Linked DNA regions of Homo sapiens: region 1 is linked to region 2. A link is an interaction called in ENCODE POLR2A ChIA-PET data of the cell type or tissue named here. Cell type or tissue: MCF 10A. All regions are shown on one strand. Each heading gives the region's core, and the rest is flanking DNA. Links, peaks and the distances in the headings are about the cores only.

Evidence for each region. Peaks named below come from ENCODE experiments on the same cell type or tissue, not always from the same donor. Only the 100,000 strongest peaks of a DNase experiment are listed, where the experiment ranks them.
Region 1: POLR2A ChIA-PET joins it to region 2 with 5 read pairs; 5 of 35 experiments call an interaction of 5 or more read pairs at or near these places.

What each region holds. Positions count from the first base shown.
Region 1 is chr15:39,284,876-39,290,268 of GRCh38, reverse strand. All of the region lies in intron 1 of LOC105370777 (a long non-coding RNA gene), which reads left to right. Among named protein-coding and RNA genes, the nearest start is that of LINC02915, 37 kb to the right of the region's middle. In MCF 10A, for the core only: no CTCF peak of the experiment used is centred there; a DNase peak (open chromatin) is centred at 2,568.
Region 2 is chr15:39,196,377-39,201,769 of GRCh38, reverse strand. All of the region lies in intron 1 of LOC105370777 (a long non-coding RNA gene), which reads left to right. Among named protein-coding and RNA genes, the nearest start is that of LINC02915, 52 kb to the left of the region's middle. In MCF 10A, for the core only: no CTCF peak of the experiment used is centred there; no DNase peak of the experiment used is centred there.

The sequences.
Region 1 (5,393 bases), core at 56-5,055, 89 kb before region 2:
TTTTCTTGGAGGAGCTTCTGATTAAAGTACATTTTAAAGGCTTTAGATCCATATTCTCCCCTCCTAGAAGGTAGGAACCATTTTCACTTTTTACCCATAGCAAATTAAAGCCCCATTTCCTTGCATCCCGATCAGAACTTCTTGTTTCAGTCATTGCTAATTTGGTAAGCCAAACATGGTATTTCATTATTTAAATTTATCTATTATTAGGAAGGATAATAATTCATTTGTTATTCAGTCATTTCTTCATGAGTTGTCTGTTTATTATACTGAGCATATTTTTTGTCTTTATTTTTGTCGTGTCTGTTGCTGACTTCTAAGAGCTGTATAATTAAAGAACTTAACTCTCTTTCCATCATTAGTTTCTTTTTCATTATTCTTTTTGTGAATGCATGTGAAATTTTGTGAATGCATGTGAAAATTGTTTTAAATTTTATTGATGGCACTTCTAACTTTCAGAAGTTATGCTTTTTAGGTAGTCAGATTTAATAATTTTTATAAGTTAATTTTGTCTTTAAATGGTTGCTTACTCAGAATATCCTTCCTCCAAGATCATAAAAGTGTTCATAATATTTTCTACCAGTTTTAAAAAATGTGCTATTGTTATATTTAGTTCTTGAGTATGTCTGGAATTTGATTTGGTGTACATTATGAGGGAGGAAGTTAACATTCTCCCTTGTATTTAGCCTATCACCTAAATAATATACTAGTCTTCAAATGATTTTACATAAACCTATCACAAACCATATTTTACATGCACTTGCATTAGTTTAGAACTTTATATTTTGTTCTATTGATCTGTTTATTCTTAGACTTCTACTACAGTATTTCAATTGTTGTTGTTTTATAATATGGCTTAATGACTTTAATGAATTCCCTCTGCTTGTTATTACTTTTATCACTCTTATTATTTAAAACTTTTTTCTTGGATACTTTTATAGTTCATTCTCGCAGGAAAATTTCAGAATATTTTGTTAAACATTTTTGAAAAAATATCTCATTGGTATATTATAACTGCATTTAATATATTACATGAATCTTGGGTAATCTGAGTTCTTTTCAGTATTTAGTCTTCTTATTCAGATGTACTTTTTACTTGTGAAGTAGCTTTATTCTCTGCAGACATTTTCTGAGGTTATAATCGTTATGTCTTTTTTATTAAATTTTTTTATTTCCATAGGTTATTGGGGAACAGGTAGTGTTTGGTTACATGAGTAAGTTCCTTAGTGGTGATCTGTGAGATTTCGGTGCATATCACCTGAGCAGTATACACTGCACCCAAATTGTAGTCTTTTATACCTCACCCTCTTCCCACCCTTTCCCTCGAGTCCCTAAAGCCATTGTTTCATTCTTATGCCTTTGCATCCTCATAGCTTAGCTCCCACTTATGAGTAAGAAGATACGGTGTTTGGTTTTCCATTCCTGAATTACTTCGCTTAGATGCTCTCCAATTCCATCCAGGTTGCTGTGAATGCCATTAATTCGTTCCTCTTTATGGCTGAGTAGTATTCCCTTGTGTGTGTGTGTGTGTGTGTGTGTGTATTTATATATATATGTGTATATATATGTATATATGTGTATATAGATGTATATATATGTGTATATCTGTATACGTGTATACACATATGTATATCACAGTTTCTTTATCCACTCATTGATTGATGGGCATTTGGGTTGGTTCCACATTTTTTGCATTTGCGAATTGTGCTGCTATAAACATGCATGTGCAACTAATTCTCCACAGGGTGAAGATGTAAAATGTTCTATATTTATCAATGACTTTTTTACTATAGTAAATATATTTGTTGCTCTTACTGCCAATTAATCATGGACTCATCATCCAGTAAGATAAATGTTTAAAGGGTGCTTGGGAGTGGGGGTTGCATAAAGCATTAATAAAAGAAGTAATCTGTGGCTTCACTGATCTATGTTGATCTTCACTTTAGTTTTACTATGGCTATTATATACATGGATTTATACATAATATACTATGAGTATTTTCTAAATTAATTTCTGCCACAATAATTTTTATCTTGTGGTAAACTACTGTTTAGAAAATAGGTATTAATTTCTCCTGTTACTTGGTGGAAATTATAAATACAAGATTTCTCCCTTTAATCCATCCCTTTGCCATCTGAAACCTCACATTTCTGTAGCCCCTTGTTTTCTTCTTTCCTGGCACTGAATTGCCCTCTAAAGGGATATTCAGAACATAATGTTGTGTGCCCTGTACTGTCCATAAGTCATTCTCTCCTGAATGATTTGCTTGGATGAAAGGTGCAACTGTTATGTTACCACCTGGCTTCTTAAAGGGGAAGGGACCTTTATCCTTTCAATAATTGCAAATACTTCTAACAAAATAAACAGGTAACAAAGTGAAACTTGCTTTTCATGTATTCTCTAGGATTTCAGAAAAATATAACATTAACAAAGTTTAGAGGGTAACAGATTTCTCCCTGAACAAGAATCTGTTAAAAGTAGTACTGCATTTTCATGTCTCTCTAGCAGTGTCCCGACAGATGTTTAAGCCTGTGAAGGAGGGTGGAAATGGCAGAGAAGCCACAGGAAGTATAGTGAGTCATGCCACTCCAATTGTGAGCCCTCCATAGAATCCTAAATAAATATAGTTCGGATACTTTGCACACTAATCACCTTTAGTAGTGATATGACTCTTGGATATTTTTAGAACCCTTTTTCTAGGGCATGTTGCACCTGGGCACAGTAGAGCCAGCATTACCTGGCTATATGCCTTGTCCTGTTCGGAAGACAGCCTGTGCGGGCGGCTAACAAAAGAACCTATGTCTCTTGGCCTTTTCCATGGGTCCTTGCCCAGGGCTACCTGTTACTGGTATTTGAGTAATTTTGAACAGTGCACGATATCAGGACTTTTCCTGAATGGTCTCAAAAATTGACTTATTGCCTGCCTTTCTCAGTTATTCTGGAAAATTGGGATGGATGGGAAGATTTGGAAAATACAGTCCTTGTTTTCTGCCTAGAAATAGTCCTAAAACTGTCTTACTGTTATCAAATTAGCCACCCGGTCACTTTTATCTAGAGGACAGGATCACTGAAGGTGAAGAGTTGAGCTAAAACTGTATAAAAGTTGCTGGTATTTTTTCCATAGTGCTACAGTGATTATGAGAAAAATCATGTATTTTATCTTTAGGGGAGCCCACGTGAATTTGAGCATCTCAGATTTGATTTTCTGCTCTGATACTGTATTCTAGAGTCATTCCTTGCCCTTAAGAAGATGATTTCAAGGCCAGCAACCACACAGATAAGAATAACCAGTCTCATGAATCAATTCCATTAAAGTGTTTGTTTACATTCTTTGCTTCTAGAAATACAAACCAATTAGTTGTTTGAGAAAAGTTCTGAGAAAAACGAGAATCATGGGGACATGAGGGGAGAAGGATGTGGTGACAGATTGGTCTCTGCTCCTTTTTCTACTCTGTTTGGCATAGACTATACTTTTTGAAGTTCATGATATGATAAATCACTTAAATGTTTTTTGTGTGTTTATCCTCTGCACAGTGTTTCTGCTAGTTGGATTGGAGTCTGCTTTTGTGAAGAGCTGATTGTGGGGTAAGAGTCTGCTCAACATTTGTAGGATAAGTTCACTGGAGGAGATGCAGGGTGGAGGACACTTTTCTCCATCATAGCCAGGGAACCAGAATCGAATGAACACTTTTAGCTCACTGTCCTTCTGGGCTAGTGTCTTATCTTTGCCTTTTTGAGGTGTATAGAAGAATCATTGTTTGATTTTCTGAGCTATGACCAGCTCTCAAAAACAGGGATTTATATTTTTGGTCTCTGCAATGTCCTCATTACAGCATGAAAAAAGAAAAGGTCAGGAGACATGGAAAATGTGTTTCTCTGGGAAATTCTGGATATGAAATGAGAAGTCCTAGATCAGGAGTTTTTAAATCTTCTTGAACAAAACATAACTTAGATATCAGAGGCAAAATAATATGGTTCAAGCCCAGTCCTACTTCCATCTGTCCTGTGTATGTGGAGCATTCAGAAACTTTATGAATTTCTGCTGGAGAAAAGAAATCATAGATATGAAATTAACAATGGTAAAAAGGATAGATATGTGCAAAATAGACAAAAAAATGTTACAGAACATGCAGAAGCAGGATCCATTCATTCTAATTGTAGGGAGTAAGGAAGCACTCTAGAGAGGAGGTGGTATTTCAGTAAGATTCAAAATATTTCAACAGGTTGAGAATTTGAGGAGGGGAAGTATTTCAAATGGAGGCAATGCTTAAGCCCAAAAGCATGAAAGACCTTATTGCTGAGAATATTCACTTCCCAGAGGCATTAAATACAAGTGGAATAAGTCCAGAGTTTCTTTCTCAGACCTGACCTAACAGCAAAATATGTGATCTGCATCAAGTCAGTTTCCTCTGTGCAAAATCAGATGCAGATTGCTGTCTCAGGATGACACCTCAAAGTCCTCAGACATCACAAGACATATGCAGTGACCAAAAATGAACAGAGCCCTGGGAGGGAGAAAAGGCTTCTGTCAGATTTTGTCCTATTATATAGATAGATTTTTCAGATTACTTAGAATCTTGGAGTTACTTTTTTTTTTTATTCTGAGTATCATTTGTAGAGCTTGAAAACGTTTCTTAGAACCTATTCCGTATGGAAAGAAGCATCCTTTTGTGATTATTAGTGATCCTGATTAGTGATTATTGACTACTACTCTGAATTTTCAACAGTGGGTATACTAAACTTTCAGTACTTGTTAACATTTCAGTTAAAGCAGGCTAGGCAGAGACCTAGAGAGGACAGAGTTGCTCTGGAGTATAGATGGCTTTTTAAAAGCATCTCTTGCTTTATGCTTCCATAACAGAAAAACCAGGAGACAGTTTTTACCAGAAAATGAGATATCCGCCTTATGGTATCCAGATGTCATTCTTATTTTACGTGAAGTATGTGAGCAAGATTTTTGTTTCCCTCTGTTTTGTGTGTGTGTATATTCATCATCTGGCTGTTATCTTTGTAGAGGCACAGTCTCCTTAAAGGTTTTCCAAAAATAACACAAGAATCAAGGGAAGAGGAGGAGGATTAGAAAAGTTTTCTGGGTTAACCACTCAGCTATATCAACACTTGAATACTACATTCTGGATCAGGGAGAAATACTGAAAGCGTAAGCAAAGAAGCAAAATGGCACATGGAAAATGTGTGCCCACACACTTGTGAATGCAAAGAAGTGACTACCTGCCACAGGTGATAGTCAGTGGAGGAAAAAGTCCAGCTGAAAAGCCAGTAAAAATGCCTATCTATCTACCTGTTTGGATTCCTTTCTTCACTAGAGATGAGTGGCTCCAACGAAATCCTAGGGTTCTCATGCAGTAAGGGATCTTTGGGTTAACTAAGTTCCC
Region 2 (5,393 bases), core at 339-5,338:
CTAACTGAAATTTGCCGTTTTCTTCATTTATGAATGTCGGCAACACATCGCATCTGAATTATTTCCTATGACTTTGTTACAAATACAGATCATAGATCTTTCCATATTCTGTTATGGTGGCTAGAGATATCTTGAAATATCATTTGTGCTATCAGCATATTTAAATTATGGTGCTTATAGGTTAAGTACTAAATCATGTTAATGTAATAATAGGGATTCATATAAATTATATGAATTGTATATTTGCACGCCCCCACGAAAAAAGCTCTATATTTCTATATTGATTTCCCTGCAGATTTTTTTAAATTATAGCGTTCACAACTACAGAACTAATTATGTTTTATATCCTCTTTGAAGCTACACTAATTCCTACCTTAATTATCATCACCTGCTGAGGGTAAATTTTGTTTTAAAACATTTTTGAGAACTGTATTTCAGTGTGATTATTTTACTTGTAATCTTGTGTATTTTATGTTACATATTTAAAGATATTATTTCTGAAAGGGGTCCTCAGGATCTGCCAGACTTTCACAGGGGTTCCTGTCTCAAAAAGGGTTAAGCTCTTCTGCTGTAAGCAAAAGATGACAAACTCAAATGCCTACAGCACAGGCCTCAAGAACTGACTGAAGAAAGAGACCCACTAGAAGGCCAGTATAACAATCTAGAGAAAAAAAATTAGGGGGAATTTCGTGGGGTCCCAATAAATAACAGCCCCATTTTTCACTTAAATTTGGATCCAACTGAAAAAAGAAAAGACAAATAATAAGTCAGCTAGAGTTCAAAGTATCACCATTTCAATGAACACACCTGATATTAGAGAATGTGGCTTATTTCTTGGCTGTCACAACTCTAGGGGCCCTAGGTGAGAGAGGTAAGAGGACTGTAAAGTAAAGATGCCTCCTGGAGTCCTGGAGCTTTAACCCATTCAGCAATAGCATGCTGCAGCCTGCTTCATCTCCACCACTACAGACACTGATTCCTGCTGGACTTAAAGCAACTTACCCAGCAGGGCTGGTTTGGGCAGGCTTCCTCCTGCTGAGATGAGATTTTTCTGCAGGAGGCTTTGAAATGGGTCAGAACAATGCAGTAATTAAATGGACTCCAAGGCCAAAAATATTCTTTCTATTCTGTTTCCCTTGCTCAGTGCTGTCCTGCTACAACTGTTCAATATAATCTATTGGAAGTAACTGTCCAATATAACCTACTGGAAGTTATGAAATAAAATTAAGTGAAAATGCAGAGAGAAACTCCACGAATAAAATGCCAAGAAAGCGAGGATGCCCCAAATTTGAATATAGTTCCTCCCTCTGTGAAATTCTCTCAGAAGAATTAAAATCGATACATTAGTCCCTTCGCAAGTTTAAGTCTAATGTTAACAAAACCCAAGTGAATTAAAGTCTGAATCAAACTCTACTGCTTTGGTGAATTAAAAGCCCAACCCAACGTGACTAATTATATACTGACTTCCCATTAAGGGTTGGGGTGAGGGGTCTCCACAGTGTTAGCAGAGTGAGGGGTCCTGCCAGGGCTTGCAGCTGGGGCTCGCTCTTCTTGAGGCTGGTGTGGTTCCTGCAGGACTGCAGAAAATATATGCTGGGTTTCTGATGACTTTACTGATGAAAAGTTTCAAGCAGTTATTATTTTCACTGGTGGGCCACACCTACCATATTGAGAAAAGAAGCCAAACCTCATCCTCTAAAGCAATTATCCCAGAAAAAATTACATTCTCAGAATGTGGGGCTTAGTATATTGTCAAAAACTATGGCCCCAGATGCAATGTCAACATGAAGGGGAGGCTGAATGAGTCCTGGAATGGTAGATGGAAGAACCTCCTCCCAAACATATCCACATCCTAATCCCATGGACCCTGTCATACGTTACTTTGACTTTTCAGACATCATTAAGGATTTGAGATGGGCAGATTATCCTGGATTATCTAGAAAGGCTCCATATAATCACAAGGGTCCTTATAAGAGGAAGACAAGAGGGTCAGAGTTAGAGAGATTTACAGCTGCTACGCTACTTCCTTAAGGATGAATCAAGGAATACAGGTGGCCTCTAGAAGCTGGAAAAATCAAGGAGATGGATTTTCTCCTAGATGCTTCAGAAGGCCTGCAGCCCTGTCAACATCTTGATTTTAGCCTAGTAGATCCCACTTGGGACTTCTGACCTCCAGAAGTGTAAGATAATAAATTTGTGCTGTTTTAGGTCACTAAGTTCCTGGCAATTTGATACAGCAGCAAAAGAAAACTAATAATACAGTTGATTGAGAGCTTGTATTCTGGGGCAAATCCAGCCTGTATTCAGATCCCTGCTCAGCCACTAACTAAATATGTGGCCTTGCTGCCTACTAGCATAGGCTGAGGTCCCTGAATCACTAGCATGTGTGTGATAAGACAAGTGGCTTGTACTGTTTAGGGGAAAGACTTCACCATGAGATTCCCTGCATCCACTTAAGGCAGGCCTTTTCTAAGTCTCGTGCAATTGGTGTCTGCTGATGACATTCCTGCACATGTGACTTGGCTGAGCCCCAGGCTTTCTGAGTCCCCCAGCCACTACTTTGTCAAAGCTGAATTGTCCTGGTATTTTCCCTGAGTGTTACGTCTTTGTTGAGGGCAATGGAATCTTGCTTTAGGCTGTCACAATCTATAAAACAAACAACTACATATAAAAAACAGTCCATATAAAGCTACCACTGGACAAGCTGTAATTATCTGTCGGGGTTGAAATATTATGTCCTAAAGCCTAAGGCCCCTTTTCCAAGTCATAGAATTTTTAAAAAGCCAAGTGTGAAATTATAAAAAGCAACCTTATGAGCTAATAAAAGCCTCCGCAATCCACTAAGGTCAAAACATCTCTCTCATGCACACAAAAAAATCCAAAGCCCAGAACCGCTCAAGATCATTTAATGTTTGTTTTATTTTTCCCACTTCAGCCATTTGTTATGTTTCTCAGTGTTTCCAACCAATCCACCAAATGTTAGACTATTCTAAGGAAAGTCCTTTTTTTGTGGCCAAATTCAAACACAACTGAGAAATAAGACAAAGGAATAAGGCAATCATACACCAAAACATCATCTTTATTACCGATAAAGCTGAAGTTACAGGATGTGGCTTATATATGCTGTCAAGGGGTGAATGAACGGGACTCTGGTGAGAGGCCAGAAGTACAGTGATAATGTATGATCCTCCACATGGAAAGAGAGCAGCAGTTGCTAAAGCTTTCACCCATGACGGGGATAAAAGCCTGCCTTAGTCTGCTGTGGTAAAGAAGACTCAACTCAGGCAAGAAGTTACATACCCTGTTCAGGTGGATTAGGTGCAATGGTTTTGACTGACACACAGGCCACTTCAAATGGCTCAAGCACCCATCCCATGGACTTCCAGTCCTTCTGAAATCATCGTGTGAGATGAGTAAAAATGTTCCAGTGTAGTGGAAAGAAAGCTTTGTGATACCAGTCAGGTGATGATTATTTTTTTACTGTGGTGTGAGCAAGCAATGAATGCAAGAAGCAGCCCTTTAGGTATTGTTATGTAATTAACATGACTAATAAAGACATAAATCACAACTACCTGGAAGATCCTGTTGGAGGTGACACTGGATTAGCTATAGTATTTGCAGAACCCTCATGAACTATAAAAATAAAATAGCATAAAACTTATTCCTAAAGCTCATTTATAAGGTGAATTTTTGGCTTTTGTTCTTATTTGGGAAGAGACTTGCCTATTTTTACACAGAATTTGATTTTCTAGTTCACATTCATTTCATTGTGCAGTGAAGATATTAGCTGAAGTGTGAAGGTCAGTTTACGTGCAAATGCCTTAGCGTGGAAGTTTGTGGCAAGCTATGCAGGTGATGAGATTGTCAGTCCCCAAAGAGCCTGGAACAGGTTAGGATGGAGCTGCTAAGAGTGTGTTTACAGCTGACATGCTTCCTCTGGTAAATCTGGATCATGCTCACTCCAGAAAAGCACACTCCTCTGCTTTATAGGTTGTGCTTCTCAAGACTTCTGGGGTTATTTTCATTGTCAGCTATAGCTTGAAAGCTTAGTTATGACTTGCTGATCTGATGCCCTAGCCTATTTGTGTTCTCTGGTGATGTCTCAGAATAATTCATGCTGTTGGGCTTCCTGCATCTGAAACTCCTTGGTACATATGGGCTTGGCAATGGACAGAGCTCAGGTGTAACTGAAACCCCAGAAAGCTGCTTTTTTGCTGACATAAATCAAGGATGTTGATTTCGAAGAAAAAATTTGGATAGCTTAAAAGAAGTCCATCACCATCATTGAAAAGCCTAGACAACCTGTGTGTTCAACTGATACTCAGCCAGGAGCTGTCTCTCCAGGAATCCAAAAGAATTAAAAGGAAGCATTGTGCTATTTAGAATTATATTCAAAAAGCGTGAAGCCGCTACTTTAGATCTATAGAACCTTTAAAATTGTTGCAATATTTTAGGTTATATCTTTGTGTTCTTTCAAATGGGTGTAATATTTTAGATTTTATTATTACATTATTTGAAATGGTTGCCTTATTTTAGGTTTTTTTTTTTTTTTTTTTTTTTTTTTTCCCTGAGACGGAGTCTCGCTCTGTCGCCCAGGCTGGAGTACAGTGGTGCGATCTCGGCTCACTGCAAGCTCTGCCTCCCAGGTTCACGCCATTCTCCTGCCTCAGCCTCCCAAGTAGCTGGGACTATAGGCACCCGCCACCATGTCCGGCTAATTTTTTGTATTTTTTTTTAGTAGAGACGGGGTTTCACCGTGTTAGCTAGGATGGTCTCCATCTGCTGACCTCGCGATCCACCCGCCTCGGCCTCCCAAAGCGCTGGGATTACAGGCGTGAGCCACCGTGCCCAGCCCCTATTTTAGGTTTTATCTGTTTATTCACTTCCATTTTTTTCCCCAGGGAGGATTGCTGGTGATGCAGATTCCTTGTGAAAATTACTGATTTCACTATAGTAATAGTGAAATAGTAATCCTTTCACTATAGGAAAGGATGAGTTTTGATGATCATTTCCTGTGCTTGGGGTACTACTTCTTTATTTATTCTTGGGAATTTTTTTTGTATAGTATCCTCAGAATCCAATAGAACTAGCATTTTAAACAGCAGTGCAAATGTAACAGCAAGTGCTGAAACCAACCAGGTTGAAATTCCACAGCTTCTTCATCTCACCAATGACAATTTGATTTTACTTCAAAGTGGCCATGGCTCTTGCGGTAACATACTACTTCGAAGGCTGGTTTTGTGTACCATGATCTCCAACTGCTTCAAATGAGCACCTATTGCTGTCACCCCACCCAGATGTACCTTAGTGTGCTGGAAACCTGTGCTCATTTCTTAGATATGGAGGTGTTTGTGGACTGAATCATTCTGACTAGTTACTCTCCATCTGGTGCT